Regions from separate parts of the Homo sapiens genome. Here regions 1, 2, 3 and 5 are each linked to region 4. Evidence: read pairs that join two places in POLR2A ChIA-PET (ENCODE). Cell type or tissue: MCF 10A. All regions are shown on one strand. Each heading gives the region's core, and the rest is flanking DNA. Links, peaks and the distances in the headings are about the cores only. Region 1 overlaps RBBP8-AS1 (RBBP8 antisense RNA 1). Region 2 overlaps RBBP8-AS1 (RBBP8 antisense RNA 1). Region 3 overlaps RBBP8-AS1 (RBBP8 antisense RNA 1). Region 4 overlaps RBBP8 (RB binding protein 8, endonuclease). Region 5 overlaps RBBP8-AS1 (RBBP8 antisense RNA 1).

What was found. Peaks named below come from ENCODE experiments on the same cell type or tissue, not always from the same donor. Only the 100,000 strongest peaks of a DNase experiment are listed, where the experiment ranks them.
Region 1: POLR2A ChIA-PET joins it to region 4 with 13 read pairs; 6 of 35 experiments call an interaction of 5 or more read pairs at or near these places.
Region 2: POLR2A ChIA-PET joins it to region 4 with 23 read pairs; 3 of 35 experiments call an interaction of 5 or more read pairs at or near these places.
Region 3: POLR2A ChIA-PET joins it to region 4 with 20 read pairs; 5 of 35 experiments call an interaction of 5 or more read pairs at or near these places.
Region 5: POLR2A ChIA-PET joins it to region 4 with 34 read pairs; 6 of 35 experiments call an interaction of 5 or more read pairs at or near these places.

The regions. Positions count from the first base shown.
Region 1 is chr18:22,853,808-22,860,279 of GRCh38, forward strand. The region is part of intron 2 of RBBP8-AS1 (RBBP8 antisense RNA 1); the gene reads right to left. Among named protein-coding and RNA genes, the nearest start is that of RBBP8, 76 kb to the right of the region's middle. In MCF 10A, for the core only: no CTCF peak of the experiment used is centred there; a DNase peak (open chromatin) is centred at 3,294.
Region 2 is chr18:22,810,486-22,816,957 of GRCh38, forward strand. The region is part of intron 2 of RBBP8-AS1 (RBBP8 antisense RNA 1); the gene reads right to left. All of the region lies in intron 1 of LOC124904263 (a long non-coding RNA gene), which reads left to right. Among named protein-coding and RNA genes, the nearest start is that of RBBP8, 120 kb to the right of the region's middle. In MCF 10A, for the core only: a CTCF peak has its summit at 3,352 (motif pointing right); a DNase peak (open chromatin) is centred at 3,366.
Region 3 is chr18:22,823,261-22,829,732 of GRCh38, forward strand. The region is part of intron 2 of RBBP8-AS1 (RBBP8 antisense RNA 1); the gene reads right to left. All of the region lies in intron 1 of LOC124904263 (a long non-coding RNA gene), which reads left to right. Among named protein-coding and RNA genes, the nearest start is that of RBBP8, 110 kb to the right of the region's middle. In MCF 10A, for the core only: no CTCF peak of the experiment used is centred there; DNase peaks (open chromatin) are centred at 3,641 and 4,111.
Region 4 is chr18:22,975,954-22,982,425 of GRCh38, forward strand. RBBP8 (RB binding protein 8, endonuclease) reads left to right here. Exons shown (of 19, transcript NM_002894.3): 7 at 6,265-6,440. Among named protein-coding and RNA genes, the nearest start is that of RBBP8-AS1, 45 kb to the left of the region's middle. In MCF 10A, for the core only: no CTCF peak of the experiment used is centred there; a DNase peak (open chromatin) is centred at 2,648.
Region 5 is chr18:22,846,016-22,852,487 of GRCh38, forward strand. All of the region lies in intron 2 of RBBP8-AS1 (RBBP8 antisense RNA 1), which reads right to left. Among named protein-coding and RNA genes, the nearest start is that of RBBP8, 84 kb to the right of the region's middle. In MCF 10A, for the core only: no CTCF peak of the experiment used is centred there; a DNase peak (open chromatin) is centred at 2,686.

The sequences.
Region 1 (6,472 bases), core at 1,564-5,563, 120 kb before region 4:
CCCAGGCTGGAGTGCAGTGGCTCACTGCAACCTCCACCTCCTGGGTTCAAGCGATTCTCCTGCCTCAGCCTCCCTAGTAGCTGGGATACATGTGTGTACCATCATGCCCAGCTAATTTTTTTGCATTTTTAGTAGAGACGGGGTTTCACCATGTTGGCCAGGCTGGTCTCAAACTCCTAACCTCAAATGACCCGCCCACCTCAGCCTCCCAAAGTGCTGGGATTACAGGCATAAGCCACCATACCTCCCTCTCCTCCACATTTTCTAGTGGCCCCTCTCTGGAGCCAACAGCAAGATAACAAGTGGAGGGAAAGCAAGAGGGTTTCACTCCACATTTTTGAAACCACAGCTTCTCCCATCAGAGAGAAATGTTCCCATGCCCCAGTTTTAGGAGGAACCCAGTAGCTGCTGTTCTTGCTGTCACTGCCCCTATCACAGCACAATTGCCTAAAGACTGGCAGAAGAGAATGGAGTAGAGACTTAAAGGAGAAAGAGTAGGAGAAAAAGAAGAGGAGGGAAAAAAAGAAGAGGAGGAGCTGGGGGAGAGAAGGAGGAAGAAAGGGGATTTCCAACTCTTTCTCTAAATATTAGCTAATCTTTTCCTGGAAGAATTAGAGGTCTCCTCCTGGAGCTCTCTGTGTCTATGTTCCCTTTTTGGTTTGGGTTGCCTTAAGTTCAGGTTAGGGGTTACCTAGAAACAAGAAATGGTTATCTTATCACCTATTTGGTGGTACTTTGAATTCTGTACCACTTTCTGCTTACTATTACTTTTCAAATAGGAGTTGAAAATACTTTTCAAGAAGCACATTCTAATTGAACCAGAACCGTATCTTATCTGGAACCATAAACATAATAGACAGTTGTATAAATTGTGTTTGCATTTTCAAATAATTCAAATTGCAGTATGGCTTCCAATAAACAAATATTTGTTTTCTTCATTTGCCTAACTATAAATAACCTAGTTCCACTACATGTGAAGTTTATTATCCATTGACCCACCAGAGGTACTGCTGTGTCTTTAGAAATCAGAAGCATTCTTGGCCGGGCGCAGTGGCTCACGCCTGTAATCCCAGCACTTTGGGAGGCTGAGGTGGGTGGATCACGAGGTCAGGAGATCAAGACCATCCTAGCTAACATGGTGAAACCCCGTCTCTACCAAAAATACAAAAAATTAGCCGGGCGTGGTGGTGGGCACCTGTAGTCCCAGCTACTTGGAAGGCTGAGGCAGGAGAATGGTGTGAACCCGGGAGGTGGAGCTTGCAGTGAACCCAGATGGCGCCACTGCACTCCAGCCTGGGCGACAGAGCAAGACACCGTCTCAAAAAAAAAAAAAAAAAAGAAATCAGAAGCATTCTTATTAATAATTTCAAAAAATAATTATTTGGCCAATGTTATCTCTACTTCCTTCTACTTTTTTCTATTTTACTAAAGGACTATGATAAATACAATTACATGAAGATATAATTTGTATTTAGGATAAAAAATTAATATAGTATTATGTTGTTTGATTTGACAATAATTCGAATCTCTACATGGCTGGACCATTTGATTATGCATTTAAAGCAACAATAGCATAAAAAGCCCCAACATATCAAAGACTAACCAACTAAATAGCCAGTGATATAAATAAAGAACCATTTTTAGAAGAAGTCTATGCTGCTGTTTAATATTTTGAATCACTCCACAATGCTGAAATCATTTAAAGAAAAAAGATTTTTATTTTTATGTGCCTGGGTTTCCAATGCTACTTATACTTACTAAATTATAAGACCTTCATGGTCTTTCATAAAATTAAAATTCCATGAAAAAAGTATAGGTAGGAGTTACTTCTCCTAAAAGGTATGTCTTATCTATCTAAACAGAGTGCTAAACACTCGTTGAGACAAGAATCACATCTTTGTTAATATATGCTAATAAGGCTACGAATGCCTGGAAAATGGAACTGCCAAAGTGAAAAAGAATCTGGGTAATATTCCTGGGCACTAAAGGAAACAGAAAAAGCCAGACCAAGAAGAAAGATCTGATAGATTTTGTGTATTTCAAGGCATGATGGAACTGGCCAGAAGTGGGGAGGAGGAGTTGAATGAAATTTAACTATTAAGAATATGATAGGAAAAAAAAGAGTGGGTGCAAATGAATATAACTGGCTTTTCAGATAACAAAGAGAACAAAATGTATCATTCTGTCTTAGCACATCAATCTGTTGATAATAGTTTAATAAAACCCATTTGTTCCTAGACTTTTAGAAGTTAGAAATGCAGCACATTTTTACTATGTAAGTGTTCCTTATCCAATAAAACTTTGATTACATAGCATTGATTTTATTAGATTTGTACAAATTTTTCCCAAAACTCCCTCTTACTCTACTTGTGAAAGACAAATATGGTTTGAAATGGAGACACCAAATATACACTGTTTATCCCAATGGATACTTGTGGAACTATAATCTTTAAAAATGCTGAAAGGGGGAGGTGAATTTCCACCGCTCACTCAAATTGAAGTGGGGGAAGTGATCACAGTGAGAATGTGTATGGAAAGCCCACAGTAACTGTTAAGGTTAAGATCACAACTTGCCAATTTAGGGTTTTTAGAATGACCTAGCTATCTGATATATAGGTAGGAAACCAAGAGTTAGTAAATGGACCATATGTTTATAAGCAGAGTATGTTTCCCATGGAAAAAAAATACAGATTTCTCTGTGAAGCTGAAGTAGCCTGTTCTCACTCTAACCTAGTTATTAGAGTCCAACCATATTCTTCTTAGGATTTCCTAAGTACCTAGAATGGTGTTCTACATATAGTAAATTATCAATATAAAAGAATAAAATTTTTACTTTTTGTAGTCATATTATGTGTGTATGTATATATATACATATATTTGATTCAATTTAAAGTATCCCAGTGGATTTTGTCTAAAAACACAAAGAATAGGATATGAAGTTTATAATCTACTGACAGTCCCAAATATACTATTTTACTTGCTTTAATCACCAACACCAACCTTTGAACATAGTGGGCAGTCAATAAATATCTGGAGGATGAGGGTATGAATACATGTATTTGCCAGACTATAACCCCTGATGAAGGAAAGGGATTGGCCGATTCTTTATTGTGGCTCCCTACACCAAACATTCTGAGCTAGCATACCCACAATGAAAGAACATCATCTGAATGAAGCTTCACAATTGCTCTCTCATTACCACTGGGCTTCTGGCATCCAGCACACCTTGGAGTCCTAGTGTTAAGGAATGTATTCTGAGCCTCTGCCGGCACAGGCATGTCACAGTGATGCTTCTAAAACAAACCAGAGCTCAGGTTTGTTTCAAGTCTTCACATGCTTTTGATGGAAGGTGTGCTGGCAGCTGTTGTCATCATTAGCCTTGTGGCAATACTTTTTCCTTTAGTGTCTTATGTTTCATATGAAAGCTTAAAGCTCATTAAATAGGGAGGAACTTTGGAATATGTGCCAATGCCAAACAGTAAAGTTTTTATTTTCTCCTGTTATAACAGCTTTAAAGTTCTGAATTTCCAAATCTTAGTCCCCAACACCATTCCAAATTTTAAATTCGATAATGGGGTAGGAGCAGAAGGATACCAATTCCTTTTCCTGACTTTACAATCTTTACCAGAGATCTAGTAAGTGAAAGATTTAGAGCCTGCTAGAAAACTTGGGTGTGGAATTCTCCTGTAATCCTGGCATTTATGGGATGAGTGAGCTGTCCATCCATGGTTCTGTAATCTAGACAGTTGAGATATCTGAATCTGAATGCTCAACCTAGTACAGTCTTCCATGGTATTCACATTTTTCTAGCAGCTGACCTAAGTGATACATTTTAAAACGCACAATAACTAATGGTCACTAAGCACCTACTTACTATGTGCCAGGCAATATCAAAAAGCACTTCAAATGTTAAAATGCTCACAAACGCTCTCAGATAAATATTTATCTCCATTTTACAGATAAGAAAACCTAGGATTAAAGAGGTAAGTAACTTGCCCAAGTTTTTATTCACTATAAGGAGACTTTTTAAAAAGGTTAATTAGTACTACTTAATATTATAGGTATCTTCTAAGGCAAGAACTATTATCTATTTCATCTTTGTATCCTCCACCATATCTAGAGCAAAACCTTACACATACAAACTTCTTAATAAAGGTTTACTGAGCAGGCCAGTGTGTTGGCTCATGCCTGTAATCCCAGCGTTTTGGGAGGCCAAGGCAGGAGGATCACTTGAGGCCAGGAGATTGACACCAGATTTTGAGGTTACACTGAGCTAGCCTGGGTAACAGAGCAAGAAAACGAAAGGCCCCATAGTTGTGGAGTACTATATATTTATTATGTATATTTCTTTCTCTCTCTTTCCCTCTCTCTGTTTTAAATTTTTTCATATTAGAAAATAAGTTTAAGTTCTAGAGCCTTCCAAGTCATTCATACACACACATACACCCACTCATTTGCCAAATTTACTTGGGTCCCTCTGAAACCACAAGTAGCAGCTGCTTAATAGGTGAACTTCAACACCAAGCAACAGGTTGGGGCAGGTAATTAAGAATACCAAATCCATTTGAAATTGCAGGGGAAATTTAGGGAAGTAGAACGTATTTATCAGAGTTGGAATTTGGCCAGGATTCTAAAGAAAACACCAATTACCCTTTGATAATATAAAATAGCATATAAACACTGTTTAACTGAATTTCTGACTAAGGTTAAGAATTCCAGAGACTCACAGAAGGGACACATCATTCCTGGACAAATTCTTCCATTGAGAAAGTTCTTTATACTTCCATAGTAACCCCCTTGCCTCTCACAAAGAAAACCTCTTGTTGTCAGGTTAGTAATGAAAGTGAATTCTAATAAACAGAGCTGGAGCAAATAAGAGGTCTTTCTAGCACTACTAGCTATTGTGCACCTTAGATTTAGATATCTCCCTTCCACAAAGTATCACAACCTCACATATCTCAATGTAGAAGACACTTCAAGAGAGCCGATTTCATCAGAATGGCAACTTTCTCAGACAGCTCCTCTCTGCCCAAGATAATTTAGGTGTGATCATGCTTGACATGAAGTATGAATTCGGTAACTTTCTAAGGTCTCTAACCACCTTCAAGTTAGGAATTCTATTAAGGGACCTAACCAAAACAAGATAAAAAAGAGAGGGGTCTATAGATTTAAGAGATATAGTGACTAAGTACAACATGTGGACTGTGTTTGAAACCTATAATTGAAGAAATTGAACACAGATGGAATACTTGATATATTTTTAATTTTCTATTAATTTTAAGTATAATTGCAACGATTATATTTTGAAGATATACACACTGAAGTATTCGTAAATGAAATTCTGTAATACCTAGTATTAGCTTCAATATGAAAAAAGATAGGAAGAAGTTAGTGGGTAGATGTCCATGTGTTGATAATTACTGAAGCCCAGTGATGGGTACTTGGGAGTTCACTACACTATTTTCCATAGGTTGTGGCATAGGTGAAATAGATCATTGTTCAAGTGCAATTTCTGTTAACACAATTTTCTCTCTTTTAGCAAATGAAAGCATCTAAGAATGCAAATAAATGACAGTGATTTTTTATAGCAATAATCTTGAATTTCCACTATTTCATAAAATAAGTAAACTTTCTAAAACTTAATATTCTAAAACATTAACCCTCATACAATTGTTTAGTTTTTGTTTAAAATTTTCCATTAAAATAACTTTAAAAAAGATATCCTGTACCCATTTTCACCACTCCTATTTAACATAGTACTGAAAGTCCTAGCCAGAGCAATAATACAAGAGAAAGAAATAAAAGGCATCCACACTGGAAAAGAGGAAGTCAAATTGTCCCTCTTTGCTAATAATATGATCTTATACCAAGAAAAAAACTAAAGACTCCACCAAAAAACTCTTATATTTGATCAATGTGTTCATTCAATTTGCAGGATACAAAATCAACATACAAAAATGAGTAGCAGTCGGGCGCGGTGGCTCATGCCTGTAATCCCAGCACTTTGGGAGGCCAAGGTGGGCGGATCACCTGAGGTCAGGAGTTCAAGACCAGCCTGGCCAACAAGGTTAAACCCTGTCTCTACTAAAAATAAAAAATTAGCTAGGTGTGGTGGCGGGCGTCTGTAGTTCCAGCTACTTGGGAGGCTGAGGCAAGAGAATCACTTGAACCCCAGAGGCAGAAGTTGCAGTGAGCCAAGATCGCACCACTGCACTCCAGCCTGGGTGACAGAGTGAGACTCCGTCTCAAACACACACACACACACACACACACACACACACACATCAGTAGCATTTCTATACACCAATAATGATCTAGCCAAAAAAGAAATCAAGAAGGAAATCCTATTTACAATAGCTACAAATGAATAAAATACCTAGGAATAAATTTAACCAAGAGGTGAAAGATATCTACAAGGAAAACTACAAAACATAAATGAAGGAAGTCGAAGAAGACACAAACAAATGAAAAA
Region 2 (6,472 bases), core at 1,361-5,360, 160 kb before region 4:
TATCCTGAGACTTTGCTGAAGTTATCAGCTTAAGGAGATTTTGGGCTGAGACAATGGGGTTTTCTAAATATACAATCATGTCATCTGCAAACAGAGACAATCTGACTTCCTCTTTTCCTAATTGAATACCCTTTATTTCTTTCTCCTGCGCCTGATTGCCCTGGCCAGAACTTCCAACACTATGTTGAATAGGAGTGGTGAGAGAGGGCATCCCTGTCTTGTGCCAGTTTTCAAAGGGAATGCTTCCAGTTTTTGCCCATTCAGTATGATATTGGCAGTAGGTTTGTCATAAATAGCTCTTATTTTGAGATATGTCCCATCAATACCTAATTTTTTGAGAGTTTTTAGCATGAAGGGCTGTTGAATTTTGTCAAAGGCCTCTTCTGCATCTATTGAGATAATCAAGTGGTTTTTGTTGTTGGTTCTGTTTATATGCTGGATTACATTTATTGATTTGCGTATGTTAAACCAGCCTTGCATCCCAGGGTTGAAGCCCACTTGATCATGGTGGATAAGCTTTTTGATGTGCTGCTGGGTTCAGTTTGCCAGTATTTTATTGAGGATTTTTGCATCGATGTTCATCAGGGATATTGGTCTAAAATTCTCTTTTTTTGTTGTGTCTCTGCCAGGCTTTGGTATCAGGATGATGCTGGCCTCATAAAATGAGTTAGGGAGGATTCCCTCTTTTTCTATTGATTGGAATAGTTTCAGAAGGAATGGTACCAGCTCCTCCTTGTACCTCTGGTAGAATTCATCTATGAATCTGTCTGGTCCTGGACTTTTTTGGTTGGTAAGCTATTAATTATTGCCTCAATTTCAGAGCCTGTTATTGGTCTATTCAGAGATTCAACTTCTTCCTGATTTAGTCTTGGGAGGGTGTATGTGTCGAGGAATTTATCGATTTCTTCTAGATTTTCTAGTTTATTTGCGTAGAGGTGTTTATAGTATTCTTTGATGGTAGTTTGTATTTCTGTGGGATCGGTGGTGATATCCCCTTTATCATTTTTTATTGTGTCTATTTGATTCTTCTGTCTTTTCTTATTAGTCTTGCTAGCAGTCTATCAATTTTGTTGATCTTTTCAAAAAACCAGCTCCTGGATTCATTGATTTTTTGAAGGGCTTTTTGTGTCTCTATCTCCTTCAGTTCTGCTCTGATCTTAGTTATTTCTTGCCTTCTGCTAGCTTTTGAATGTGTTTGCTCTTGCTTCTCTAGTTCTTTTAATTGTGATGTTAGGGTGTCAATTTTAGATCTTTTCTGCTTTCTCTTGTGGGCATTTAGTGCTATAAATTTCCCTCTACACACTGCTTTAAATGTGTCCCAGAGATTCTGGTATGTTGTGTCTTTGTTCTCATTGGTTTCAAAGAACATCTTTATTTCTGCCTTCATTTTGTTATGTACCCAGTAGTCATTCAGGAGCAGGTTGTTCAGTTTCCATGTAGTTGAGTGGTTTTGAGTGAGTTTCTTAATCCTGAGTTCTAGTTTGATTGCACTGTGGTCTGAGATACAGTTTGTTATAATTTCTGCTCTTTTACTTTTGCTGAGGAGTGCTTTACTTCCAACTATGTGGTCAATTTTGGAATAGGTGCGGTGTGGTGCTGAGAAGAATGTATATTCTGTTGATTTGGGGTGGAGAATTGTGTAGATGTCTATTAGATCTTCTTGGTGCAGAGCTGAATTCAATTCCTGGATATCCTTGTTAACTTTTTGTCTCATTGATCTGTCTAATGTTGACAGTGGGGTGTTAAAGTCTCCCATTATTATTGCATGGGAGTCTATGTCTATTTGTAAGTCTCTAAGAACTTGCTTTATGAATCTGGGTGTTCCTGTATTGGATGCATATATATTTAGGATAGTTAGCGCTTCTTGTTGAATTGATATCTTTACCATTATGTAATGGTCTTCTTTGTCTCTTTTGATCTTTGTTGGTTTAAAGTCTGTTTTATCAGAGACTAGGATAGCAACCCCTGCCTTTTTGTTTGCTTGGTATATATTCCTGCATCCCTTTATTTTGAGCCTATGTGTGTCTCTGCACGTGAGATGGGTTTCCTGAATACAGCACACTGATGGTTCTTGACTCTTTATCCAATTTGCCAGTCTATGTCTTTTAATTGGAGGATTTAGCCCATTTACATTTAAGGTTAATATTGTTATGTGTGAATTTGATCCTGTCATTATGATGTTAGCTGGTTATTTTGCTTGTTAGTTGATGCATAATGTAAATGTTATGTATTATGTGCCTAATCATCTGCTGGTTCAGTTTTTTAATATTTGGATTATTTAGTATCTGGTTTTGTTTAACGGAACAGGACTGTGGTCAGAACAATGGCATGGTCAACCGGGATGCCCTCCTTCTGCAAGATAGGGAAGGGCGGGTGCTACATGACTGTGGGAACCAGGTGTCTGGCAATTGGGATGGTAACTGTCAAGAAATGCAAGTGTCTGAGGCTTTACCCTACTGGCAAGCTAACTTGTTTTATGGATGCTGTTAGAAGATGCAAGATTCCTGGATCAGGGAAAAGGATTTTATTACCTAAGCCACAGGAAGCAGCATGAACTTCATGCTTGCATCAGTTTCCCTTGCCCATCAGGTCACACAGGGGCAAAGTAGAGATTCCCAGGTTGGTGCTGTATACACTATGGGTTTCTATCACAGTTGAGTAATCTCAAGCTTAGGAAACCCAAATCTTATAATGGGCTGCAAGCAAACCTGCTTAACCTTTGCTCCAGAGAGAGACATACTGAACAAAAGCAAAGCTCTACTCTGGAGGAAGACACTATCTCTTTTTTCCAAGACTTTTCACTATAAAACATCCTTGGAAAGGTTGTCTGGAACAAAGGGCTGTCAGTGCCTCTGTTCACTAGCTGTGCAAGAGATGTATGTAGAAGTAGAATTACCTTCAACAGTGACTTAGCAGGTTCTGAAAAAAAAACCTGGAGTCACGAAATATCAGCCCATTTTATCATTCATCTGCACCAAAAGAAAATGTTGGTGAAATTAAAATTTAAAAACCCAACTCTCTACTCCCTCCCTTTCAAAAAAATTTAAGCAAAGCATGCAGCCTGGTACACAGTAGGCATCCAACAAGTGCTGATACCCATTCTCAGGCTCCCCACACATATCCTCTCACATAATTTTGGTGCTCATTTATTCTTTTCTTTGACATATGCTCTTATTTTCATTGTTTTCATCTTTATAAAAAATATTGATGTTGCAATTATGATTCGCAAAGGAATATGTCCTAGATGACCATATTTATAACTTCCCCAAAGGTCCAAAGAACTTTTTTGGATGTTTTGTACTGGAGTTGGTCTTGAGTTTCTGCACATGTGATACACTAGGTGGTGCTAATTGACTGAGCTGAGCAGGGACACTCTTTGCAGCGACGTTAAAGACTAAACCTCACTGAATAGATGTTTTTACAGACGTCAATCAAAGGAGGAAATCTCAATTATTAATAACTGCACTTCTTGAAGATATAAAGAGAAAATGCTATTAATAACGATCATGGTCTTTTCCTTCCCAAATTATTTATAATTACCTGCTTTGCCAAGGACAGAATTCAGCTCTAATTCTGCAGACATTGTCAGGTAATTGTTACGTTCAAGAAAAGCTCTAGCCTGAGTGAAATCTCCTAAACTAGAAAGTTGCCTTTCCTGGAGGAGCAACAATATGGAGAAATGCTTTGTAGAGCAAGGCAGAATTTTCTTTCCAGACCCAGGCAAGCTCAGGCAAGAACCTAAGACTACAGCCAGGTGTAGGGGAAAAAAATTCCTCAGCTGGTCTAGATCAACAAACCACTAAATCACTAAACTAAAGGGCTCCTTTACTAATTTGTCTTACATGGTCAGAAACATAATTTCAAGAAAAAGAAAGTCTTTATTTGAATTTATTGTTCAGACTAAAAGCGAATTAACCAGCAGGTAATCCAGGGCCAATATGAAACATAAAGGAAGATTTATATGAATCATACTTCCTCTGCATTGTATTACAGGAGAAATATAGTTCTAATTTGTAAACGTTCAAAGCATTTCTGACCCTTAAATAACTCCGATTTATAAAAGTAAACACACAAGCCAGCTTTTACTGTCTTTGTCTTTTATGAGTGCCGATGCATTAGGCAGCATTCTTGCAATGCCACACCAATGTGCCCCTACCAAGTAAGGTCAAAATAATAACTGTTCCAATTCTTTTTGTTGTTTTTTTTATAGAGATGGAGGTCTCACCATGTTGCCCAGGCTGGTCTCCAGCTCCTGGGCTCAAGTAATCCTCTCACCTCAGCCTCCCAAAGTGCTGGGATTATAGGCATGAGCCATCACACCCAGCAACTGTTCCGATTCTCAATGACACCTCTGTCTAGTGGAAATCCCACACCAGGTCTTTAGTTCTCCATTATATAAGTCATGAAACTGTCTTTATGAATGGCTGCACCTGGAAGTTTGATGCCTGAAGGTTTTTTTATGTAAACTGGATTATATTTAAGTAAAGATATCCACCCCATAGCTGCAAAGGACTGTCATCAGTGAAAGGAGAAGTTAAAAAAAAATAGAAAAAAATATATATATAGGTAGATATAAATTATTGGTAATATTTTAGTTCTCGAATGAGTAGCATCCATTATATTCTAAAAGCATAAATAAGCAAATAAAATAAGAAGGCCATTCATGAAACAATGACAATAATATTTTATGAAGCAAGGACTATAATTAATCCAATTCTATGTACTTAAATAAATAAACAGAATAAGTCAAAGGTAGCATAACATTCCACATCCATGTGACCCAATGCCTAAACATCTGCCTGTAACTACTCAACTCAGTCCTGGGAAATAACGTGGGCAAAAATAATTCAGAATCAGGATGTCTGGTTCTCCCACATTGGTGGGAACTTGAGTGAGGAACAGTCACGCTGATAATCTTTTTTTTTTTTTTTTTTTTTTGATACAGAGTCTCGCTCTGTTGCCAGGCTGGAGTGCAGTGGTGCAATCTCGGCTCACTGCAACCTCTGCTTCCCAGGTTCAAGTGATCTTCCTGCCTCAACCTCCTGAGTAGCTGGGACTACAGGCACGTGCCACCACGCCCATCTGTATTTTTAGTAGAGACGGGATTTCACCATGTTGGCCAGGATGGTCTCGATCTCTTGACCTCGTGATCTGCCCGCCTTGGCCTCCCAAAGTGCTAGGATTACAGGCATGAGCCACTGCGCCCGGCTGCATGCTGATAATCTTACAAGGCTTCAGGTCAGAGTAAGGGGACAGGTGCCTCCTTCCTGAGGAATGAAAATGTGCAAGGATCAGAAGAAACATCAGAAGTCATGTCCTGGTGTTATGGGATCTTTGGGGTGTCAATTTTCTGGCCAGAAACCTCTGTGGCCACAGCACCTTTGCCCAAGCTCTTGTCCTGAATCCAGGAAGAATGAAGTATGCAGACAAGTGAAGGGTGAACAAGACAAAAATGAGCTTTACTGAGTGTTACAACAGCTCAGAGGAGACCTGCAGTGGGTAGCTCCTCTCTGTAGGCAGGTCATCTATGGAGTTTTCAGTTCTCAGCAGAGAGGTGGCCCTGGAGAGGATAGCTCCTCTCTGCAACTGGTCATCCTGATGTCTGCAGCTCTGCAGCTCTCCCCCAGAGAGGAGGCCCTGGAGATGACGGCTCCTCTCTGCCAGCAAGTCGTCTCTGCAGCTCTCAGCAGAGAGGATAACTCCTCTCTGCAACTGGTCATCCCATCATCTGCAGCTATCAGCAGAGAGAATAGCTCCTCTCTACAGCTGGTCGTCCCATCCTCTCTTTCTCTCCCCTCTTTGTTCCTCTGGCCATCCTCTGCCCTGCTCTGGCTGAGCCCAGGGCTTTTATGGACCTCAGAGGGGAGGAAGTGTGTGCCTATTGGTCCATGGGCAGCCATGGGTGGTCCAGAAGAGGCACCACGAGTCCCCACTCCCATCCACAGGACTGGCAGCCCAGATCCAAGCCTTCAGGCCCTTCCCAGCCTGAAGGTGGGGCCTTAATGCGGGCTGCCCCCTTCCACCCAGGACTCTGCCTCTCGCTGCCATTCAAGGCCCAGGGCTCGGCCCCAACCCCACTCAGATATCCCAGCAGACACTGGGAAAGGAGAAGGGAGGGTTTTTCCTGGGGCCCCCAAGGTACAGGCTGCAGGGATGCCAGGGTCCTCCTGCGCCTAGGAGAGCGGGAGCTCCAGCCCCATCAACTCGGAAATGGGCTGGGCTCCTGCTTGTCCCGGCTCCTGCTCCATGAAACAGGAGGCCCAGGTCTGCAGCCTCGGGTCTGGCTGCTGCAGCTGCACCCAGGAGGGCAGATCCTGCCTGTTTCCGGCCCCCACCCAAGATCACTGGGAGGCTCCGATCCATAGCTGCAGTTTGGGTGGCTATAGCCCCACCCAGGAGGGCAGGTCTTCTGCCTGCTCCATAGAGCAGGAGGCCTGGGTCTGCAGCCACAATTCGGGCAGGGGCAGCGGCA
Region 3 (6,472 bases), core at 1,437-5,436, 150 kb before region 4:
AGTATCCCCCTCCTAAGTACTCTCACAGGACCTTGAACTTCTTTAACACATTCTGCCATAACAAAGTTGCCTTTTTACTTCTCTAGAAACTAGACTGTAAGTATCAAGAGGTGGGTATGGTGTGTATCTTGTTCACGATTGCATCCCCAACCTCTAAAAAAGAATGATTTTTGAATGATTGAATCAATAGGAGAATGTAGCTTTACAGAGAAAGAGAAGCAAACTAACATATAAACTAAAAATGCCTCTTCCTTAGAGAATGAAGGAAAGGATGAAAGAGTATATGCCTTGCTTTTGTTAGTTCTTGACAGAAAATGTTAGGCTTAATCAAATGGCATAGCCTCAATACTTGGCCATTTTTTACCTACAAAAATGACAATTTAATACAGCTCAACTTAATACATTTTGATGGTTTGACCTACATTCACAAACTATCAAACCTGGAGAAACCCAGTATCCTGATACCAAAGATGAAAGGCTAGAGCCAGACCACTAATCTTTAACCCCATTCTCTTTTAATCAGCAAATTTTGAGAAATGAATGAAGTATAAATATTGATGCATAAGACAGGACTGAAACATTTGAAGTTGAACCACTTTTAGACAAGACATGCACTGAACTGGGTGGCCTAAATTCTGAGACAAATGTTTCTGATTTCCCTGGGCGTAGCCAGAGATTAAGCCGATATTTTTCTTTAAAAGACTATCATTCATCTTCGACTAGTTCATGGGAAAGGAAGCCTCTTTAGAAGAAGGTACAGCGACTGGTTAACATACAATGTATTCATTAAAACCTCATATGCCAACTGGTGCTTAATAACTACTTTAAAAAATATTCATGGTGACAGAAATGGAAAGATTTAGTGCCTTCATATGAATAAAAATGTTCAGATTCTTTATTAAAGTTTGCTTTAATAAAGTGGCTTCTTTTTTAGGATTGTTATTCCCCTACCATGTATACTAATACATTCAAGAAAGGTAGAGAGAACTTAAGGTATGTTCTATTTCATATTCACCTCCAATAAAACCACTAAATTGGATGAAAACTAGAATTGTCACTTATTCTCTAGCAACCAAATAAATTTTATAAAGCTAGACATTGGTCCTAAATTTTCTTTATATCATCTTTTATTGTTAACATGGTTAATCTCTTCTCAAATAGGGAGGCTATGTATATTACCAAAAAAAATTGGAGCAATGAAAAAAAACTAGTGAAATCAAGCAATAGCCAAACTGGATCATTTATGCTCCAAATGTTCTTTTCATCCGCCAGTGTTTTTTCTCCAGACATAATCTTCCACATAAGTACAGCCTTATGCTAAACTGACATAATTCCAATGTTACTAGTTGGTTTTGTCAATTTAGTAGAGTAAAATCCAGTAATTTGGGATTAATGAAACAACTAATTGAACTGTTACTTTTCACTGGCTGTGTTAATTCAATGTGATACAACACTGTCATATGATCAGGTCAAACCTAGAAAGAATTCATTTGCTCTAAAAAGTGGGCAATTCACCCATAAGCACAGAGTATTATTATAGAAACTTTTTCCCCTATGATCTAATACTAGACAATTTGAGCCACTGTGTTAAATTAACATCAAAATATACATTCAGACCAGAATGGTAGCTTACAAAGATGAACTCTTTTCTCTCTTGTTCACTTTTGTTTGCCTAGTGCCTACATTGTAAGCATTCAAATAATATTTGTTGAATGAGTTAATTAATGAAAATTATTATCATCAGTTGCCTATCCTATCCAGACAAAACATTTTGTCTATAGAAAATATGACCAATAAATAACATTCTATGTGTCAGGATCTCCCAACATAAAGACTTCTAGGTAATTACAAAACTGAAAAGCACTGTTAGCCCCAGTACTGATTTGGGTTCCAGTCAGTGGCTTCCAAACTTAGCATGCATCACGCTAGTTAAGAACTAGTTAAAATACAGATTGTTGAGCCCCAGGCCTAGAGTTTCTGTTCAACAGGGACCTGATAATCCTCATTTCTAACAAGTTCCTAAGTGAAGCTGATGCTTCTGGTCCAGAGACCACATTTTGAGAACCGTGAATTAAGAAAATCAGAGCACTTACTAAGAATAGTCTTTATTTTGCTGATGATATATTTTCCACAAAAATCATGTCTACAAGTAGTAGATTTCTTTTTTTTTTTTTTTTTTTTTTTTGAGACAGAGTTTTACTCTTGTTGCCCAAGCCAGAGTGCAATGGTGCCATCTTGGCTCACTGCAACCTCCACCTCCCGAGTTCAAGCAATTCTCCTGCCTCAGCCTCCTGAGTAGCTGGGATTACAGGCACGCGCCACCACGCCCGGCTAATTTTTTGTATTTTTAGTAGAAACGGGGTTTCACCATGTTAGCCAGGCTGGTCTCGAACTCCTGACCTCAGGTGATCTGCCCACCTTGGCCTCCCAAAGTACTGGGATTACAGGCATTCTTGTACAAGTAACACAACCTTATCAGTTCTCTGGAGTTTACTTTGTATTAACCTCAATGACATCCAACAGTATCTTATTAGTTCAAGTAGAACCTGTCAATTTGATGGAAAGAAGCAACTCTGCAAGCACATCATTCTTCTTGACACTACAATATTACCCAAAAATTCCTAGTTTAAATTTGCTTTAATAGGCATTATTTCTTATACTAAGTTTAGATGCCTTTCCTACTATAAGACTATCTAGATAACATTTGTTAGAGAAAGCATTAACAAACTTTGTTGCTCTTCATCAAACTGAGGTATGTATGCCAGGCCAGGCATATTAATAGTAAATACCTCCAAATGATAATAACAACCTATATTTGACAAAATGTTGGCACACTGGCAAAAACTACATTTATAGTCATACTGTTTCTAGCTTCATCTTTGGAGTCTAGCCATTGAGACACACCTATCTTTGTTAAAGATTTTACAGATACTCATAAAGGCTAAAAAATACTCATCTTTTAGCAAAAGCACAACCTCTTGCAGATTTTGGAAGCATGAATCTATTAATGCTTTTTTAATAAAAGAAGTATTAAAGAGAGGTAGGATCTATAGCTGCTCTAGTGGGAAACTTAAAAAGTAATTAAAGAACAATCAATCAGTAGATTTACTAACCCACACCTTTCTCTGAAAAGTATCACTTTATTTTGAAGCCTTATATATCTCAATAGAAAAGTGAAATAGAGAATTGAACATTTAGTCTGTCAGTTATTCAACAGGACCTCAATGTAGGGGTGTGTGTGTGTGTGTGTGTTGGCGATGGGGGACATGCCTGCAGGAATGACATCATTCTGCTTTTCTCCTCAAAATATTACCTGGAAGAACATAGCTTTACATTAACCATGCCAACACCCGCTCATAAGAGTCCTCCCTCCTACCCAGGGAAAAGTGCTAAGCAAGAAATGATTTGCTTTAAATACTGCCAAGGTTGAGTATCTAAGGACTGGTTCAAGTTGCACATCCAGCAAGGAAGCAGGCTTGAGGCAAGTACAAGCATCTGAGGAAAACACAGGAAGGCTTTTTGACAACCCCGTTGGGGATTTTTTCAAAAAGACTTGCAAGATGCCAAGTTAATCTTGAGGCTTCTTGCCTCACTTCCTTTTATGTCCTTCCCTGAACAGTTCTTGTATAAACTTGTCCTCGGGATGTCTTTCCGCCTCCTATAAACTCCCACCTCTGGGTAGCCTTGGCACCTCTGCCTTACCCCAAGGCCTTGAATTACTTGCCTATTTCCACATCTCCATGCTTTAAAAAAACTTCCCTTCAAGGTAGGAATGCAAGATACACCACATTCTCCTTTCTGAGTCAGATGGAGATGGTGGTCATTTCCAGGCCAAGTCGACTTTCACTCAGGCTATATCCCCTTTTTCACAGAACTTCCTCCCCTCTGGAAATGAGGATAAACTACCTTGACAATTAATTACCTGGAGAAGGCCAAGTGAGAGACTCAATCTTTTGAAGAACCAGTTCCCAGATCATTTTGATTTGGAGCAAAACCCTGAACCGAATCCACAGCGAGAAAAGCCAGCATGTCATGCTGCAAGTTGCACTTCTCCAAGTGCTGCTAGCTACCAATATGTCTTAGTCTGCTCAGGCTGCTATAACAAAATACCACAGACTGGATGGCTTACGCAACACATACTTGTTTCTCTTTTTTTGCAATATGGATAAGTTGAGAATTTTCCAGTCTGCAAGTTCTGCTTCTGGAATTGCTTAACAATTCCTTCTTTAATTCATCTCTGTCTTCTCATAGTTTACTATCAGTAGTCAGGAGGAACCAAGCCACTTTTTCCACACTTTGCTTAGAAATCTCCTCAGCTAAGTATCCAATTTCATTGCTTACATGTTCTACCTTCCACAAAACACTAGCACATAAACACAATTAATTGAAATTTTTGCCACACTATAACAAGGATTACCTTTCCTCTAGTTTCCAATATCATGTTCCTCACTTCTCCTGAGACCTCACCAGAATGGCCTTTAATGTCCACATTTCTATCAACAGTTTATGATTATTTATGTATTCTCTAAGAAAACAAAAACTTTATCTCCAGCTTTCCTATTTTCTTTCTGAGCCCTTACCAGAATCGCCCTTATGTGCACCTCAAAACTCTTCCAGTCTCTACCTGTTGCCCAATTCCAAAGCTGCTTCCTCATGTTTAAGTATTTGTTGCAGGGGCATTCTCTCCTTGACTCCATCTGACCACTTCCTCTCCCAATTTCCTTGTTCCCCAACTGACAGTAATTCTCTTAGTTTTCCATAATCACTCTCTTTATCCTTTCATCTCCCATTATTTGTGGAACACACTCTAGTCTAACTCTTGTACCCTGATTCCACTGAAACCAATCTTTTCATTGGTAAAGATCTCCTTCTTGCCAAATTCAAGAAACAATTTTTAATTTTCATCTTACTCATCCTCTCAGCAGCATGAGACATAGTTGATTACTTCATTTTATTGAATCACTTATTTTTGGGTTATTGTTGGCTTCCACAACATATATTTCCCTGTTTTATTTCTTATCTCACCAGCTACCTCCTTCTCAGTCTTATTCACTGGGTCTTTCTATTCTTACTGAAATGGAAAAGGTGAAATACCCAAGAGCTGAGTCCTCAGATTTCTCTTCTTTATTTGCTTTCCTCCCTAGGTGATCTCATCTAGAGTCATGGCTTTAAATAACATCTAGTCAAAATCACATCTCACAGAAGTCTTTCTTCCTCATCAGTTTCTTACCCTGTTTTGTTTTTCTTCATGGCAATTATCAGGGATCTAGAACTAGAAATACCGTTTGACCCAGCCATCCCATTACTGGGTATATACCCAAAGGATTATAAATCATGCTGCTATAAAGACACATGCACACGTATGTTTATTGCAGCACTATTCACAATAGCAAAGACTTGGAACCAACCCAAATGTCCAACAGTGATAGACTGGATTAAGAAAATGTGGCACATATACACCATGGAATACTATGCAGCCATAAAAAATGATGAGTTCATGTCTTTGTAGGGACATGGATGAAGCTGGAAACCATCATTCTCAGCAAACTATCGCAAGGACAAAAAACCAAACACCGCATGTTCTCACTCATAGGTGGAATTGAACAATGAGAACACATGAACACAGGAAGGGGAACATCACACACCGAGGCCTGTTGTGGGGTGGGGGGAGGCGGGAGGGATAGCATTAGGAGATATACCTAATGTTAAATGACGAGTTAATGGGTGCAGCACACCAACATGGCACATGTATATATATGTAACCAACCTGCACGTTGTGCACATGTACCCTAAAACTTAAAGTATAATAAAAAAAAAGAAATTATATATGTATATATTTAAACTTATTTATTGTCTTCCCCATGAGAACAGGAATCTTGTTTGTTTTGTTCTCTGGCATATCCTCAGAAACTAGAACAGTACCTGGCACATAACAGGCTCTTAAAAATATTTAATAAATGGATGCTATGAAGAGGCTTTCATAGTTTTTTTTTTTAATTCTTACCTCCTAAAAGATAAGAACAATTGTTTCAGTCCCTATCCAACTCCAGTTGTGCACCAGATCTTGTCCCCTTTCTTCTACTTAAGGACTTTGCTCCTGAAATCATCCACTTTCTCTTTTTGCATCATCAGTCTTCTCTTTACTCATCATACTTTCTTTATGCTACAATATGTCCCATTATACTTATCATGTTTTCCTATATTATTTATATCTTTATTGATTTATTTTCTCTTGTTCCCTTATAATGTAAGCAATATCAGGACAAGTACATTATTTTATTCACTGGTGTATCCCCAGCACTAGAATAGTAGTAGCAAGCATTCAATAGATGTTCTATAATAAATCAAATGGATTTAAATACTGGTTTGCTTATATGTCTCTCCCACTAGAAGCTATGTTCTTTTAAAATAAGGACCACGTTTTATTCCATTTAAATCCCCTTTGCCTAGCACAATGCCTAGTAAGTGTTCA
Region 4 (6,472 bases), core at 396-4,395:
CTTTTAGTTCCCATTTATATAAAGCTTATATACTATTTTTGAAAACTTAGGATTCAGGATAATCCTAATGGCGTTATAGCGTTCCTAAAGATCCTGTTGCGTTTAAGTAGACATCTACAAAAACTTCAGTAAAACTATGTAGATGTAACATTATTTTGGCTTAGAATAGTTATTTTTGTATGAACACATCTCACAAGTAGAATTATCATTCTTACTGGTATACTTTTAGGATAATGGATATCCAATAGAATTCTGATATTCCTCCCATGTGATTGGTCTACTGAATACTGATAGCCAAAGGGAATTTTGAGGAGAAATAATAGTCAGATGAGGAAAGGAACCTATGAGATCAGACTGATGTTATAAAATGTTTGTAAGAAAATGTCAACACTTTCTAATTTTAATAATGCTGTATAATGAAGAGAGAACACAGGACACAGATCCACAATCTGTTACATAGAATTCCAAAACCCAAAAGGTTATTTTTGAAATGTTGTTCACAACCTAACCTCACTGCAATGGCAGAATGCTGTTTATAGTCTTTATCCCACTTCATGTGAGTATTCATATGTTTTGCTGTGAAAATATCAATGTGTTTGATTACAGGATGATGCTTCAGACTCCACTGGAGCTGTTATGTAATTATGTATATATGTTCTGTATTACTGTATTACTTTCATTTTTTTTAAAAAATATGAATTTGGAATCCCGTCTGGTTCCAAGGATTTTAGATAAGTGATTGTTGACCTACATTAATTTATGTGAAGTGATTATGTATGTACGTAGCTTATGGTATTTTGAACACATCAGCCTTGATCTTTATGAGTACCAAAGGGATGAGATACCAAGTGTGTAGAAGTTAACACAGAATTAGATAGACGATTGCCTCAAAAACCAATGTGTATAAGTTAGGTTGAAACTATATCGTGTCATTTGCTTGGTAGAAATATGAATTCTAATTAGTTTAGAATTTATTTTTAGTGTTCTCAAGCACATGCATTTTTCCTGTTGAAATTCAAATTTTAGAAAAGAAGTGAAGGCTAAAGTTTGAAATTACAGGAAAGAGTAATCATATAGATGAGCTTAAGGCATGTATGTTTATTTAGGACATGCTTAGTCAAAAGAGTATAGGAGATGATCTGATTGTGTCTTTTATTCTCTTCTGAAATATAAGATAGTTGTGATTCTCATGAACCAACTTCTTCTGTAGCTTGGTCGCAAAGAAATTGCATTTTGCTCAGCAGTTTTGTTTTGTTTTGTTTTGTTTTTAAAAAAGCAAGTATCATCTTGTAAAGGCAACCTAATTTTCTCTGATCACCTAAACCACTGTCATATTATGCTATTTGTGCCTGAAATTTCCCTGAACTTTAGAAGAAAATATTATTTGACTTCTGCTTGTTAAATGCAGTAACTCTAACTCTTCTGAGCTAGTTTTGATGTTACAAGATGGCTTATATGATAGGGCAGTTATTAGTGACACCAAAATTATTCAGTAAAATTTTGCCACTATAAAGTTAAAAATGTGTATAAAGCTAGGTATTGAGGTCATCATTCTTTTCGTTTTAGAAAATAGATGTGATGGGTCAGTGAAAGTCAAGGGAGTCTATACACGTAAGAGTTCAAAGGACTGTAGAACTCATTGCATTCAACCCTCTTCTAAATTGAATTCCTTATACAGCTTCTTTAACAAATAGCTATTGTTTGAACACGTCTAGTAGAAGTTTACTGTTTCCCAAGCCTATTTAAATTTAGTGAGACAAAATTATTAGAAAATTCTAAGTTTATAGAAATTACACTGCTTATAAGTTATATTTCTTGATTATGACTGCCTTCCAGGACCATCTTAAGCAAGTCTCTTCTCCTGTGCTACTTGACGACTCTTTTGATACATGAAGACAGCTATCATGGCCCTCCTGAGTCTTGTTTTCTCTAGAGTAAATATCCTCTGTTCATTAACTGTGGCATTAAATATCCTCTGTTCATTCATGTGGCATTACTTCAACTCTTCAAACTGTGAATTTTTAAAAATGTTTTAGTTCGTCAATATCTGAATTAAGAAATCAATATTCTAGGTATAGCCTGATCAGTGGAGCAGTACTGCCACCTCCCCTACAATGGCTATAATGTTACTTCGTTAAGTTTAAATTATGTTTTAACTGGAAATGTAAGTTCTTCAGAGTAGAAAAGGAAAAAAGCTGAATATTTAAAACTTTTTTACAGACTCATGAAGGGAAACCCCAGATCCATAATTATAGGTCTTTAGGGAAGAAACCAACTAAAACAGTTTTGACAGGAGTTTAAGAGGGAGCAGAGGTCCATAAATCAAACAGCTCAAGCCATCAGAAGGAAAAGTGAAAGGAGGACAAGTGTGCATAATTAATTTAACCAAAAGCTGTGACGTGAACTCTTTCTCTCAGAAAATCAGTGAGACTAGTGTTTTAAAGGATGAACTTGGTTAACATATGGAGTTTTGTTTTTTCCTTTTATGACAAAGGAAGACAAAGCCAGCACTCATTTACTTAGTTTGGGCACCTCTAGTTAGAGCTAGTTTTGTTTGTTTTTTTGTTTTTTCCTTTTGTGATCCCAGCTTCTTCCACATTGACTCTGCCAGGAAATCAATTGCTTCTCGTGACTCATTCATGTTTCAGGTGGAATTTTTATGACTAATAGGCAAGCAGGCTGTGACGTGATTAGTTAAAGCTAGGTCAGATAGATTTCACACTCCATTAATTTATAAGCCTTTCTCATATGACTTTAACTTACTGTTTTTCCAGAATAAGAAAATTACAGGAAGAGATTAAAAAATTAGATATCAGATCTATTGCACAGAATGGTGACTTAATAATGATTGTATATTTCAGAACTGCCAAGTAGATTTTAAATGTTTTTACTACAAAAAAAAGATAAGTGTGTGAAGTGATAGATGTTAATTAGCTTGATTTAATCATTCTACACTGTAAACATGTATCAAAACATTTTGTTGAACCCAGTAAGTAGATACAATTATTATTTGTCAATTAAAAATAAAATTTGGCTGGGCACAGTGGCTCATGCCTGTAGTCTCAGCACTTTGGGAGGCCAAGGTGGGCAGATCACTTGAGGTGAGGAGTTTGAGACAGCCTGGGCAACATGGTAAAACCCTGTCTCCATTAAAAATACAAAAACTAGCCAGGTATGGTTGCACGCGCAGCTGTAGTCCCAGCTACTCGGGAGGCTGAGACACAAGAATCACTTGAACCTGGCAGAGGTTGCAGTGCGCTGAGATCGCACCACTGCACTCCAGCCTGGGCAACAGAAGGAGACTCCGTCTCAAAAACATAAAATAAAATTTTAAATAATTTTATGTTTATTTTATTTTATGTTTATGTTTATTTTATTTAAAATTTAAAAAATTTTAAATAATTAGACATTAGCTCTAAAGATTGTTCCTTGGTATAAAATGTAGGATTAAAGCCTACAAATAATATTGGTATCATTCAGGAAATTAAAGTGTAAATCTTTTTTGGGAAAAATTAGTCTTTGTCTTCCAATTAATGTTTCTTAAAAATCTCTGTTGGTCATAGTTCATACAGTTCTCACTATATAAGCTTTTATTTGGAAATAGTATTGCAAGTTGATACGAGTCTAATAGGACAGACTGATTTGGTCATGTAAAGCCTAAATGTCTGACAGACTGGTAACAATTGGTTGGCAAATAAGGTCAGTAATGGTTTGACATGGGAAAGTCAATTAACTTTATTTTTACTCAACATTCACAATTCAATTCAAACCCAATCTTTCAGTTACAGTTGATCCTGAATTGAGTTGGGCAAGAACATATGCCTAGATCCACACAAATTTATTCTCTAGTGGAATCTGGGAATGTCTCCTATTCACTCAACAAATGTTTACGCCATACCTACTGTATGTCTACTGTGGTAGGCTCTTGTGATTCATCGGTTAACCAAAGATCCCATCCTCTTAGAACTTATATTCTAACAGGTGAGCAATAGATACAATAAATAAATTGCAGCTGGGCGCCGTGGTTCACGCCTATAATCTCAGCACTTTGGGAGGCCGAGACGGGTGGATCACTTGAGGTCAGGAGTTTGGGACCAGCCTGGCCAACGTGGTGAAACCCTGTCTCTACTAAAAATACAAAAATTAGCCAGGCATGGTGTTGCACGCTTGTAATCCCACCTACTCAGGAGGCTGAGGCACTAGAATCACTACAACCCAGGAGGCAGAGGTTGTAGTGAGCCGAGATTGGACCACTGCACTCCAGCCTGGGCAAAAGAGCAAGACTCAGACTCAAAAAAAAATCTAAATAAATAAAAATGAGTAAATTGCATACTATGTTAAAAAGCAGTAAATGCTGTGGATAAAGTTTATAGAGCAGAATAACAGGGAACAGGAGTACTAGGGTGTGTGAAGGGAGGTTGCAATTTTAAACGGTAAAATTCCAGCAGACTTGAAGGAGATTAGAGAGATAATTAGGTATGTAGGTATCTGGGGATGAGCATTCCAAGCAGGTGGAACAATTGGTGCAAAGAACCTAAGGTGGGAGTATGCTTGGTGTGTTTGGGGAACCTCAAGGAAGAGAGTGTGGCAGGAGTAGAGTATAATAGGAAAAAAGGTCAGAGAGGAAAAATGGGAGGGGCACCATCAGGTCATGTAGGATCTTCATGGATCAAAGGACTTTGGCTTGTGTTCTCAGTGAAATGAGCAGATGTGACAGGGTTTTCATGAGATTTCATCCATATGACTTAAGTCTTTTTGGGGTTTTTTTTTTTTTTTTTGGAGACAGGGTCTCACTGTGTTGCCGAGGCTGGAGTGGAGTGGCATGATCATAGCTCACTGCAGCCTCGACTTCCTGGGCTCAGGCAACCCTCCCACCTCACCCTCCCAAGTAGCTGAGACTACAGGTGTGTGCCACCACGCCTGGCAAATTTTTTAATATATTTGTACGTAGCAATAGGGTTTTGCCTGGGCCTCCCAAAGTGCTGGAATTGTAGGTGTGAGCCACTTATGTCTTTTTTTTTTTTTTTTTTTTTTTTTGAGACGGAGTCTCGCTCTGTTGCCCAGGCTGGAGTGCAGTGGCACGATCTCAGCTCACTGCAAGCTCCGACTCTGGGTTCACGCCATTCTCCTGCCTCAGTCTCCCGGGAGCTGGGACTACAGGCACCTGCCACCACACCCAGCTAATTTTTTGTATTTTTAGTAGAGACAGGGTTTCACCGTGTTAGCCAGGATGGTCTCGATCTCCTGACCTTGTGATCTGCCCGTCTCAGCCTCCCAAAGTGCTGGGATTACACGTGTGAGCCACCGCGCCCGGCCCCAATTTATCTCTTAATAGGACTCTTGTGACTGTTGTTGAGAGTAGACTATAAGGGGGCCTAGATAAAAGCAGTAACAGAAACTCAAATTTTGAAGCCTTCTTGTAGACTATGGATAACACATTTGGTTAACAATGTGTTATTGTTAGGGTCTGACTGCTGAGATTTAAATCCTGACTCTGTTACTATTTTAGTAAATGACTTCTGTATCTTCATTTCCTCATTTGTAAAATGAAAGTAGTAATACCTCACAGAGTTGTGATAATTAAACTCATAATTTAAATAGTGCCGGGCAGTGTAAACACATAACAAAAATTGGTTGTTATCATTGTTAGTGTTCTCATCCTGTATTTGTCAAGCATGCTAATTCTACTACCATGATGTTTAACGTTCTTTCCTTTCCATATGTACTTAAAATATTCTAGTTCAGACCGCAGACAGAGCGGCTTGCCTGGACTATTATAGCCACTAATTGATTTCCTTGCCTCCTGTCCTTCTGTCCCAATCTTGCACAATACTGTTAGATTGTCACATTATATCCAAGCTCTAAAACCTTAATTTCTTTCCTCTTGCTTTCTACATTATGTGCACATTGAGCTCATGGCTCTCGTTCATGTAATTCCAGCTTTCCCTTCTCCAACATAAGTACACAGTACTGCATGCCTTTCCTCAGACTGTGGGTTCTCTCCTGATCTTGTCTGCAATTTGAAATACTTTTAATTTCACCTGAAGTGCTATTGACTATACTTTCTACTTCACTTCTCACATAGTATTTCCCACTGGGTACTGTAATCATTCGTGTACTTATCTACTTAGGTTTGGAACATTAGATGCAAGGGATTACATCCCTTAGAGCTTCATGTTTGTGTTCTACTGTAACTCCATGCCATGTAGTAAATGTTTTAATACTCATTGAATTGATTTTCTTTCCATTGTCATTCTTCTCTAGGAATGATCAACAGCATCAAGCAGCTGAGCTTGAATGTGAGGAAGACGTTATTCCAGATTCACCGATAACAGCCTTCTCATTTTCTGGCGTTAACCGGCTACGAAGAAAGGAGAACCCCCATGTCCGATACATAGAACAAACACATACTAAATTGGAGCACTCTGTGTGTGCAAATGGTAAGAGTTGGAGTTGTATTTTAGTTCTCTGG
Region 5 (6,472 bases), core at 853-4,852, 130 kb before region 4:
CTCTGTTCCATTCAGTGGGCATATCAAGTTTATTTACCTGCTAATGAATATTTAAATGGTTTTAAAATTTTTGTAATGGGTATGCTGGATCACCTGAAGGCATCTTTGCCTATCTATTTTTGTACAAATTTGGAAGTACTTTCTTTAAGGTAAATTCCTATAATGGAATTTCTTGATGAAACAGTGTAATTTCCTATGTAGGGGCAAACTGCTCTAGAAAGAAGTGTTATCAATGTACATTCCCACAAATAATGTACGAGAGGAGAACACTAGGTGGTGCTAAGCATGCTAATTTATATTTATTATGTCGCCGGAACTGGTGAGGCTTATTATCTAGTTTGGGCCTTATCCCCAAATAAAACTAGACTAGTGCTGATATAAAGGATTTCAGATCTTAAGTCAGGTCTTCCTCGGTCTCCCGTCAGACTTATCACATGCAGTCCCAGAGAGCAGAATAGTCCCAGCATTTGGAAATAACAGACGAGTAAATTCTGGCTCAAAAGGACAAAACTTTCTAGTAATCAGAATTTTCCCATAAAGGACTATGTTGCCTATCAATTAGAAAAGCCCTGTCACTGTATTATAAATGGTGAACAACTGAAAGCTGGATGACCTTTTGTCAATAAGTAGTTGGACCTGATGACCTTTAAAGTTTCCTTCAGATTCAAAGGCTCACAAACACCCAGATTTGAAGGGCAAGAATTAGGGTTAAATCCTCCCACAGGCACTTGCTTCCCTAGACTGTTTTCTATCAGAGTAACATTTTTTATGTCTTCTCTGTCCTCTATAATTGAATATTTCATTAAGTTAATTTTCATAAGTCTAGGTAAGTATCCCTCACAGAGCTCAAGGTCAATATTTCTATTTCCATTAACTAATTCATCAGGTATTTTCTGAGTCCCTACTATATACCAGGCAGAATACTAAATTCTGGGGATCTGACAGTGAGCAAAACCAACAATTCCTGCCCTGTGGCATTTACAGATTGTGCTTATCAATGTAAGCTACATTTGAAGACAGCCATAAAGCATTTATTTTAACTGCCTATAGAATTAACTGGATAGGCTGCCCAGTAAATCAGAATATGTTCATTTAGAAAATCAGAAACATGAGACATGTTTTTAAACTATTTCTCACTGCTGATTTTTTCAGTTAACATAAAGCAAAACAGAGAGCAAAAATAATTACCTGAGAATTTGAGGCAAAGTAAGAGCCAAAGCAATTATCTCATCCAAAAGTAAAACAAAGAAAAACATGTTTACCATGATTGACCAGGAAATTGCACCTGCATTCTATTTCACCTATGGATAGGTCTTCCAAGGACCAAATTCTAAGATAGAAATCTCTGAATATTCTAAGGTCATAATGACTTTCCTGGCCCCAAACCTAATGTCACATTTCTTCTGACAGGCTACAGAAACAAGAGAAAACAAAAAAAAAAAAAGGTCCACAGGATGGCTTGGGTTGAATTATGTGTGTTTATGAAGGAAAGTGTCAACTAGACCACATGTGTCAAGGGGAAAAATATCATAAAGAATTTCCCAAAGAAATCCTTGAGCCAAAACCCTTTCTTAAGTAAAAATATCATCATTTCAGGGCACATTCCTCTCCTGTCATGCATGCATGAGCAGACTGCTTCCTGCTGAAAGCTCATTCTGAAAATGAAATGCAGTCCCTATGGTAAGCCTAGCTTTCCATAAAGGCAGGACAGAGTAAACAAAATAATCCTCACTTTCAGTTCCATTTCTTTACTTTAGGTAGGATCTAGAATGTTCAGGGAACAGGAATTCTTCGGGAAATTCTAGCTCTTTGAAATATAGCCACACAGTCAAACTTGGCAAAAGGTTTTAAAATTGTATTCTTAAAAAAACTATATGAAGAAGCTTTTATAACTCAGTATATTTTTTAAAAACCAATTGTTTCTTTATAAGTTTCCCAACCCAACATACCATGCAAATCATTATTTTTACCTTATGATTCAAATGTATCCTTGACCACATGTAATGGGTAAAGCCACAGAGACATGATCCCTCTCCTACAACTCAGAAGCTAACTGATTTGGTGTTTAATTTTTACTTTACATGATATTTCTTTTGTTCTTATCATTCTCAGGAAGAGTCCTATAGCCTGATATGCAATGTACACTTTGGTGGTTTTTGGATGCAACCAAAAAAATTGTAAATTTTGTACCATTTTTGACATATAGAAACCACAGTTTCACATGATTCAGCTCAGGAAAGGACTCATCTCTCTAGACCTGTTTCTTCATCTTAAACTTGGGGATGTTCAATAAGACGAACTCAAAAGTCCTAGGTTTGCTATTCTATGATTCTACAAGTTACAGGATCATGTTCATATAAGGATATACTGGGGAACATATGCATAGGTGACATTTGCTATTATAATTTCACTAAATAGGGAAAAAAATCAATTCATTTCACAAGTGGTTATTGAGCATCTACTTAGGACAAGGCCCTATTAAAGAAATAATTTTTTGATATGAAAATGATAGGGCTTTTTATGGAGAAAAAACTCTAAAATATTTGGGGGGCTTGAATTCCTTCAGCTTTAAGCCAAATTTAATTTTACATTTGTCAAATACTTGGTTATGCTTAGGAATTCTAAGAGGATTGCTTAATAAGTACAGTCATACCTTTCTTCTAATGCCCTGGCCTGAGTCCATGAATAAGAAGGGAACAAGCTGCCCCATAAGAGTTTCACAACTTCTTTCAGGCACTCACTCCATTATATAGGGAAATTTATGAAACATACATGTGCCAGATTCTCCCAGAGTAGGTGTTCCCTTTATAAGTAAGTGATAAGCCACTAAAAGTGCATTAACTCTTTTAGTCAATAAATCATTCATTCCACAAATATTGCCTGGGTGTGTATTATCTCAAACACTAGGCTAGGATTCAAGATATGGGAATAAACAGACTCTGTCTTCAAGGAGCTCGCAATCTATTGAACAAAATAGAAAAGTAAACAAATACTTGTACTACCTTGTCACAAGTATGTAAAAAGTATTATAATGGCACGAAGTAAGCATCAGAGGGCCTATTTCACAAAAAAAGTGACATCTGAATTGGAATGTAAAGACATGGGAAGGAATCACCATAGGTGGCAGAGGGGCAATGGGGCACAGGATGAATACTACAGGTTAATTGAACAGGTTATGCAAAATATGAAGACCTGAAATAATATTCTATATTCAGAGAAAGGTGAGAACACCTATAGAGTGTGAGGAAAAGATATTAAAGAAAACAAAATGGATAAAGCAGATTGGGGCTAGCTTTTGAAGACCCGAAGGCCTGCTGAAGAACACCAACTCTATTTTGTATGTAAGAGAGAACCACTGGGGTGCCTTTAAAACGGCAGGAGAGCAACATGATCCAATTTGAAAGGTCATTGAATGACAGTGTGGAGGATAGTTTGAAAGTGGGTAAGCTCTAGTCAAGATCAGCTAAATGGCCATTCTTTTTTTTTTTTCTTTTTTGAGACAGAGTCTCGCTCTGTCACCCAGGCTGGAGTGCAGTGGCACGATCTCGGCTCACTGCAAGCTCCGTCTCGTGGGTTCACACCATTCTGCCTCAGCCTCCCGAGTAGCTGGGACTACAGGTGCCCGCCACCACACCCGGCTGATTTTTTTGCATTTTTTAGTAAAGACGGGGTTTCACCATGTTAGCCAGGATGGTCTCGATCTCCTGACCTCGTGATCCACCTGCCTCGGCCTCCCAAAGTGCTGGGATTACAGGCATGAGCCACCGCGCCCGGCCGGCCCATTCTTAATAGTACGGAAAAGAGATGAGGAAGGACGAAATTTAATAGAGTAAAACACTAAATTACCACTGACTAACACCCAGAAACTTAAAAGCATTCACGTATATCATTAAATCTCGAGTTCCATCTATTCACGAATTGATCAATCTCAAACTATGCAATGACAAAACAACTAGTTTAACTGATTTTTTTTGCAACAAATTGGCCAGTTTTTGTGTCACAGCATAGAGATACTTATCTGTTCATGAACTGCCATAAAATAATTTTCAGCTGGGGAAACAAAAAGCAACTTTCTAGCTTATAGAAGGATTTTTATGATAAAATGGATGTCCAAATGGTATTTGTTCCACACGAGAAAAGAATCTAAAATTGAAATTAAGTTCTCCTATTTGAGTATCACATTAACTCAATATAATAATTTTCTATGTAGAGAGAAAACTGTTTGCAGGGATAATCCAACAGTAGAGAAGTGAAATCTGTGAGTTTATTTGAAATCTTTTGGGCAACTCTTTGCAGCAACAGTGCCATCTTCCTACATTTTGCTTAGATTAATTTTAAGATTTATTTTTCTTATTTGGAACACATCTGTAGGAAGCAAGGAGCATGCAAGCTAGGATATAGCAAATCTGAGAGTTAGCATTTGTGACAGATAATACACATGTGCATTATACACAAGACAAAAATAAAATTTTATTCTCAATTTCTAGATATTAGATAACTAGATGGTGGTAGTTCCATTCTAGTTATTAGAAAACTATTTAGGATTGGAAGAACTGAGGTGGTCAAATGAAAAAAGTGAATTAGTTGCATTCTTACCAACTGTGGAGCAAAGAAACATGTTTCTCATGGCCCAAGGCAGGCTTGAATGAGAAGGAAATCTGGGGATCTACTTAGATAGTGCCAAGAAAGTGCCAGAGATGGATGCCCTGGAGATGAGCAAAGAGAGGTCCTGAAGTCACAGGACTAAATTCCAGCACAGTGGAATAAAACAGAAAAAAGAAAGGAGTACCTACATAAGAGAATCAGTAGGTTTGGGAGAGTGATAAAATCTTAACTTTTCTATTTTAACAGTGAAATCTTTTGCAGAGCAAAAATTTTGATTTTTGAAGTCCAATTTATCAAGTATTTATTTTCTAGATCATGCTTTCAGTATTATATCTAAGAATTATTTGCCTACCCCAGGTCATGAATATTCCTTCTCATGTTTTCTTCTAAATGCTTTATGGTTTTCCTTTTTTTTTTTTTTTTTTCTTTTTTTTTGAGACGGTGTCTCGCTCTGTCGCCCAGGCTGGAGTGCAATGGTGCAATCTCGGCTCACTGCAACCTCCACCTCCCAGGTTCAAGCGATTTTCCTGCCTCAGCCTCCCAAGTAGCTGGGACTACAGGCACATGCCACCACGCCTGGCTAATTTTTTTGTATTTTAAATAGAGACGGGGTTTCACCGTGTTAGCCAGGATGGTCTCGATTTCCTGACTTCGTGATCCACCTGCCTCAGCCTCCCAAAGTGTTGGGATTACAGGCGTGAGCCGTGCCCAGCCTGGTTTTACATTTTACACTTAGAACTATGATCCATTTCTATTTACTTTTTTAAAAAGGCATGAGTTTAGGTGGAGGTTAATTTTTTTTACATGTCTATATCCAATTGTTCCAACACCATTTGTTGAAAAGATGATCCTTTTTCCATTGAATTGCCTTTGCAATTTCATAAAAAATCAATTGGCCATATTTGAATGAAGCCAATTTCTGGACTCAATTCAGTACCACTGATCTACATGTCTATCCCTTCACCAATGCCACACTATATTGATTACTATAGCTTTGTAGTAAATCTTAACATCAGTGTAAGTCATCCAACTTTCTCCTTTTTTCAAAATTGTTTTGGCTATTCTGGTTTTTTGTTTGTTTGTTTTGTCTTCCCATATACATTTTAGAATTATTATATATATATTGAGAATATGTCTATTTCTTCTTTCAGTTTTGTCTATTTTTGCTTCACGTATTTTTAAAGTCTGTTAGGTGCACACACATTTAGATTTGTATGTCTTCTTGGTGAATTTACTTTTATATTATTACATGATGTCTCAGTTTATCCCTGGTGATTTTCCTTGCTCTGAAGTCTACTTTGATTATTAATATATTTATACCAACTTTATTTTTATTCATGTTTAAAATGTGTCTTTTCCCATTCTTTTTCATTTAACCTTCCTATATCTTTATACTTGAAGTATGTTTCTGGTAGACAGCATATAGTCGAGTGATACCTTTTTACTCATTCTGATTATCTCTATTTTAACTAGTGTGCTTACACCATTTACATTTAATGTTAATATTGATATGTTTGGGTTTAGGGCTACTATTTAATTATCTGTTTACTCATCACTCCTTATGTTTTTCCTTCCTCTGTTACCCTTTTTTTCTTCTTCTTTTGGGTTACTTGAGCATTTGTTAGTATTCTATTTTAGTTTCTTATTATTTCACTTTGGGCTGTGTGTGTGTGTGTGTGTGTGTGTGTGTGTATGTGTGTGGTGATGACTGTTACAGTAAACAAACTTAAACTTTCTCAGCATGCTTTGAATCAATATTTGCCACTTTAAATGTGATGTAGAAATTCTTCCAAGATCCCTTTACCTTCCATCCTTCATGTTGTATTTGCCTTATATATTACTTCTATATGCATTGAAAACCCATCAG